2 separate regions of the Homo sapiens genome follow, and region 2 is linked to region 1. Evidence: chromatin loops called from intact Hi-C (ENCODE). Cell type or tissue: mammary epithelial cell. All regions are shown on one strand. Links, peaks and the distances in the headings refer to the core of each region. The heading gives the core; the rest is flanking DNA. Region 1 overlaps AKAP13 (A-kinase anchoring protein 13). Region 2 overlaps AKAP13 (A-kinase anchoring protein 13).

Evidence for each region. Hi-C counts contacts between places; a loop is a spot of excess contacts. Peaks named below come from ENCODE experiments on the same cell type or tissue, not always from the same donor. Only the 100,000 strongest peaks of a DNase experiment are listed, where the experiment ranks them.
Region 2: a loop joins it to region 1, with 10 times the contacts of the local background. A loop is called at or near these places in 2 of 110 quality-filtered maps.

The regions. Positions count from the first base shown.
Region 1 is chr15:85,413,441-85,416,358 of GRCh38, reverse strand. All of the region lies in intron 1 of AKAP13 (A-kinase anchoring protein 13), which reads right to left. It also overlaps the pseudogene FABP5P9. Among named protein-coding and RNA genes, the nearest start is that of AKAP13, 34 kb to the right of the region's middle. RefSeq lists enhancers at 708-1,207, 2,547-2,841, 2,716-2,918, 2,063-2,918. In mammary epithelial cell, for the core only: CTCF peaks have their summits at 1,108 and 1,693 (motif pointing right); a DNase peak (open chromatin) is centred at 2,698; H3K27ac peaks cover 1,883 bases.
Region 2 is chr15:85,503,700-85,506,617 of GRCh38, reverse strand. All of the region lies in intron 2 of AKAP13 (A-kinase anchoring protein 13), which reads right to left. Among named protein-coding and RNA genes, the nearest start is that of AKAP13, 120 kb to the right of the region's middle. In mammary epithelial cell, for the core only: a CTCF peak has its summit at 1,345 (motif pointing right); no DNase peak of the experiment used is centred there.

The DNA of each region.
Region 1 (2,918 bases), core at 263-2,762:
AACTGAGTCTTGAACAAAATGTTACTCAAGCTGTTCACATAGTAGCCCCACTCCCAAGAAAGTACTGAAACAGGACATCTTTTATTTTTTAACTCCTTCCCCAAGAACCTGGCACAGTGCTAAACATAAACTGCACAATGAATAGAGGTATTTAACTAAATATTATGTGTCCATTTATGCAAATACATAGTACAATAAACTCTACAATTATAAAAGAGTAACCTATTCTTTAATGCTCTCAAAATTTTAGAATGTCCTTCCCTCCTTGACTCCTCAAAGCAAATATAGTTGCTCCATCCTTCTGTGCTCCCATCTCACTTCATTCGAATCTTCCCATTGACATTTACCATACTGACTCATTATTCTTCTATTTACAAATCTGCCTTGATCCATGAAAACTGAGCTCTAGGGGTTATGCGTACTGAACCACCAGGCTTTAAGTGCACCAGCTCTCTCATAAACCTCCCATTATTTTTTAAAAGATAATCATCAATATACACATCTCATTTTTTTTATTAGCACAAACACATTTATTTATTAACCAAAGGGATGATCCTAATTAATCCAACACACTTTGAAATAGCTGTATGTAAAATGTTTGGGATAAAGATAATTGAACACAGTAATGAAAAAAAAAAAAAAAGAAACGGTATGGAGATTTGCTCATTGAACTGAGCTTGGTCATTCTCTTAGTTAACTCCTGTCCAAAGTGATGATGGAATTTTTATTCTACTTTTTCATAGATCCGAGTACAGGTGACACTGTTCATGACACAGTCCACCACTAATTTCCCATCTTTCAATTTTCTTCTTATTGTGTTTTCCTTCCCATCCCACTCCTGATGTTGAACCAATGCACCATCTGTAAAGTTGCACACAGTCTGAGTTTTTCTGCCATCAGCTGTGGTTTCTTCAAACTTCTCTCCCAGGGTACAAGAAAACTGTGTTGTTTTCAAAGTGCTCTCGGTTTTTATGGTGAGGTTTTTGCCATCACAAGTGATGATACAATCTGGCTTGGCTATTGTGTCCATTTTTCGCAAAGCTATTCCCACTCCTAGCTCCTTCACATATTCATCAAAGCCTCTGCTGTCCACCAGGCGCCATCTTCCTTCCAGCTGCTGAACTGTGGCCATGAGGGGTGCGGGCGAGCTGGCGTGCAGAGCGGGGTCTGCGTCGGCGTGGCAGCGTGCTGTCACATCTCATTTTTTTTTAAAGGTATTTCCCTCTGAAACTCCTGGGATGCTGTTACTAATTATAGAAAAATTATGAATTTTCAGAGTAACTTCACTACCACCCCAAACCTGAGAGCAAAATTTAAGAAACAAACCACTCCAACATAGAAAACCCAACCAAAACAGTTGACAGGTCACACTTTCTCACATTCTGAAGTTACACTTAGGTGATTTTCTCCCATCCTAAAGCACCAATTGCATATAACAATCCCAGAATCCATTTTAGAAAACAGAATACTAACCCTCCTCCCAGACCATTTTAGTCACATCCAGTCATATACTTCTTTAATACAAGGCAAAGCCTAAGACAAGAGAAGGCATTAGGCAAATGTCAATGGTCTCTCCTTAAAGCTAGGACATCTCAATTTGTCATTTGCTCAAAGAGACTTTGAAAAAGAAACAAGAACAAATTAACTATTCATCTTAGAAATGCATCCACACCAGGAGAAGGCACTCTAACATAAGAATTAACAAAACATGTAGTCTACCAACTTCCTTATCTTATTTTGGAGCTCCCTCACCCTTTTCAAATTATACACATAAAGGAACACTCTGTACCTATACCATATGTATTAATACCAAGAGGATTTTTTCCCATCTTCATTCTCTATATCATCATCTAAATCTCACTACCCCTCATTTTTGTGTATGTATAGAAACCTTGTTAATTATCACCAGAATACAAAGCTATTGACTAGTTCAGAAGTGAAAAAAGAAAGCACGGTGGTCTTATTCCTCTTGGATTTTTTTTTACTGTGCTACTATTCATAAGTTCTCATTTTGTTTGTCCCTCATTTTCAAAAACCCTTCACACAATCAGCAATTCAATTCTACCACAAAACATGTATTAGAAATGAATAGGCAATCTTTACAACAGTTTAAATTTGCCCCGTCAAAGCCTGTTTACAGAATACAAATCTGAAAGACAAGTACCAATTATACACAGGCCACAATAGTGCTGAAAAAAAGGAAGACTGGTTTCAAGAGACAGTATGAACATCGGAGAAAAATCTGGGAATAACACATAAGTTAAACATGACGAAAAACCTTAAAAAGAGTTACACCTTTTTTCCTCTGCTTTTCAGGCTATAACAGGTACTCTCATTTCCATTTCCACTGAGGTGGTAAAAAAGGTTGGAGAAAACAATGAAAGTTGAATGAGTATAAAAAAGTATAATTAAAATATACATATATTCTTTAATAGAGGAGTATAATGGATAATGTAAATAAAGCTGTTCATATAAATTTCAAAATACATGTACCAAGACAATTTTAAAGTAGCTGTCTATGTAATATAAAGTTGAGTTAGTAGGGCACGTGGGATACTGTGAATATAAATGCTTCTGAGGCGCTCTCAATCAACAAACCCACCAAGCAGAAACAACTATTGTGCTAAGAATCCTAACAAGGGCCTGAGAACACACTGCGATCTCACCGTCCGGAGCTGAAACCGTGATGACACATGTTCCTGTGCAGGGTGCCTGGGTTGAGTCACTTCCCCTCTCTGAATCTCTACTTTCATGTTTGCTTTTTCAGTCACCTGATGCTTGCAGCACAATAACCCAAAAGCCAGGGGTCAGGGCAATGGTGCTATTCTCTTCACCTTCACCTGACTTCAACTCCATCCCCACTTCCTTGTCTCCCAATGGGAAAACTCCTGAAAATAACATTTTCAGACAATCTAAAG
Region 2 (2,918 bases), core at 139-2,638, 90 kb before region 1:
TATCTTGCCCTGCTTTATTTTTTCCATAGCATCATTTACTTTCTGACACGTATTTATTCATGTATGTCTATTTAATACATTATATATTATACCTATATGTATATATAAAATTCTAAAAGCATGTATTTATGTATTTATCTGAGTTCCCCTTTCCTCCCAACTGTTACGTAAGCTTCCTGAGAGGTGGGACCATATTTGTTTTATTCAATGCTACATCATTGCCTAAAGGTATGTCTCGTTGTTCTAGGTGCTCAATAAATGTTGGCCAAATGAATGCACGAATTCCTTTCTGGTCTCTCTTTCTGTAAACAATCTTTCTTTTTTTGTTGTTTTTGAGATGGAGTCCCGCTCTGTTGCCCAGGCTGGAGTGCAGTGGCACAATCTCAGCTCACTGCAACCTCCACTTCATGGGTTCAAGCAATTCTCCTGCCTCAGTCTTCCCAGTGGCTGGGATTACAGGTGCCCGGCTAATTTTTCTGTATTAGTAGAGACGGAGTTTCACCATGTTGGCCAGACTGGTCTTGAACTCCTGACCTCAAGTGATCCGCCCACCTCCTCGGTCTCCCAAAGTCCTGGGATTATAGGCATGAGCCACCACGCCCGGCCTGACAATCTTTCTACAATTCATCTTAAATACTTAAGATGACTGGATGAGAAATTAATTAAAAGATCTAGAGTCTAATGGTCTGGGTATGCCAAATTTTTAGCTCAGTTGCCCTTAAGAAGTCACTTAAAATATAACTAAAATTCAAAAAGACTAATGACAAGAAGAGCACCTAACAGCTTCACCCTTATTTATTTAACCTAGGGGCTTTTCCTATATCTGTCTCAGCAGGAAAATACTAAGATAGTATCCACATCCCTCAAAATAAAACGCATTCTTGAAACTAGCCAACAAAGCCATTTTTATAAATCTTTCTTTAAAAGACACCTCAAAGTATCTCATGCAACACGAATAGAAATCCACCAAGAAATTTATCGACTTTTACATAAAGTCATTCCAGATAAAGACTTAGGTTGACTTCACTGTTAGAAAATATTAAAGAATTTTATTTGGCATTTAAGGTTACTTTTTATTTAAACTAGGCTAATCTTTTGCCCAATAAAGATACTGGCCAATGAAATCCCTATAACCTGTCTTCTTTTTTAATCAGGTTGTGTGTATTCTCCTGCCAAAACCATACCCCTTTCTCAATGCCAACACAAAACTATTATTTTAAATACTACTACCAGTCATAGCCCAAATTCATACTGTCTTCCAGCTTCATAATTTTGCAACACTAAGATACAGGATAATTCTTAAAGATGTCCAGGCACCACCTATTTGGTCCATTAAAACAAAGCCAGCAGATGGCGCTCAATAAATCTACTCAAGTTCTGTGTCTATGGAGTAGTTTTAGAGATTGTTCTAACAGGGATTTCAGACAGAAAAGAAATTAAAACTACTCAAGTTTGGATATAATTTAATGTATGGTCCCTTTAATGAGAAGTATTCCTTAAAAGGAAGAGAGTGTTGAAAAATTGTAAGAGTGTAAGTTCTTCTTGTTTCAATGTACAATTCTCCCTCTCAAGTCTATTTTTGTCCAGCAAAGCTAAATTGTTCAGATGGTGCTGGCTTTCAAACACATGTGCGCACACACACACAGAGAGTGAGAGCAAAAGAGAGGGAGAGAGAGAGAGATGGGAGAGAGGGGGAGAGGGGGAGAGGGTGCGAGGGAGAGCAAGAGCGAGAGAGCAAGAGAGAGAGAGCGAGAAAGAGCAAGCGAGAGTGTCTCTACCTCTGAAAAATGTTTCACAACTCTCTGGAAGTGGTAGAATTATTAATTAGGTCAATACTTAAAGAGACATTCTCTCTTTTGCTAACAAAACCATATATTTGGCTAAAATGCAGACATGTAAGGATTTTTTTTTTTTTTTTTTTTTGGAGACAGGGTGTTGGGCCCTGTCACCCAGGCTGGAGTACAGTGGTGCGACCATGGCTCACTGCAGCTTCGATCTTCCAGGCTTGAGCAACCCTCCTGTCTCAGCCTCCCAAATAGCTGGGACTATAAATGCACGCCACCATGCCTGGCTAATTTTTTCTTTTTTTTTTTTTTTTTTTTTTTTTTTTTTTTGTAAAGACAGGGTCTCACCACATCGCATAGGCTGGTCCTGAACTCCTGGGCTTAAGCTATCCTCCCACTTCAGCCTCCCAAAGTGCTGGGATTACCAGCACGAGCCACTGCGCCCAGCCTGTATTAATTCTCCATAAAAATTTAATGAAAGAGTTAGAAGTGATTAGCTAAAATCAATCTCTCTGGCTCCTCATTCCTCGCTCCTTCCCCTCTCCTCTCTCCTCTCCCAGAGAGCAGATGGTTGAAGATTATACTCGGCTACTTTGTTGCTGATTGAAAAGGTGACATTCTGTCATTAAAATCTGAAGATCTGACTTCTGCTCTCACCTATATCTTACAGTTATTCACCTAGCTTTCTTGGTTATTTATTATCCTCAGTTCTCTTGTTTTTCTCCAAAGTCATCAATTAAGTTGGGACTCCAGGCTTCTAAGCTGGCCTCCACACACTGGGAAGCACAGAGTCTCCAAAATACAATCTGATCAAGCTACTCTCCTGATAAAGCCCTATGCCTGAGCATGTCCCTTCAACACACAGCACACAAAGCCCCCAACAAACCTAGCCCTCACTGACCCCTCCAGCATCATCTCCCTCACAGAGCCTCTCCTCAAACACTTTGCTACAAGTATACCAAGCCCCTGAGAATTCATGAACACATGTTCAAGGCTCACTCTTCCTACCTGTCTCACTACTCGGCCATGCTGCTCCCTTTATCTGTCACACTGATGATTAGAGCGAGAGAGTAAAGCATGAAATACAATGCCTTTCTTTTCTAAGTAGAAACCTGGGCCCCTTCCTCAGATGAA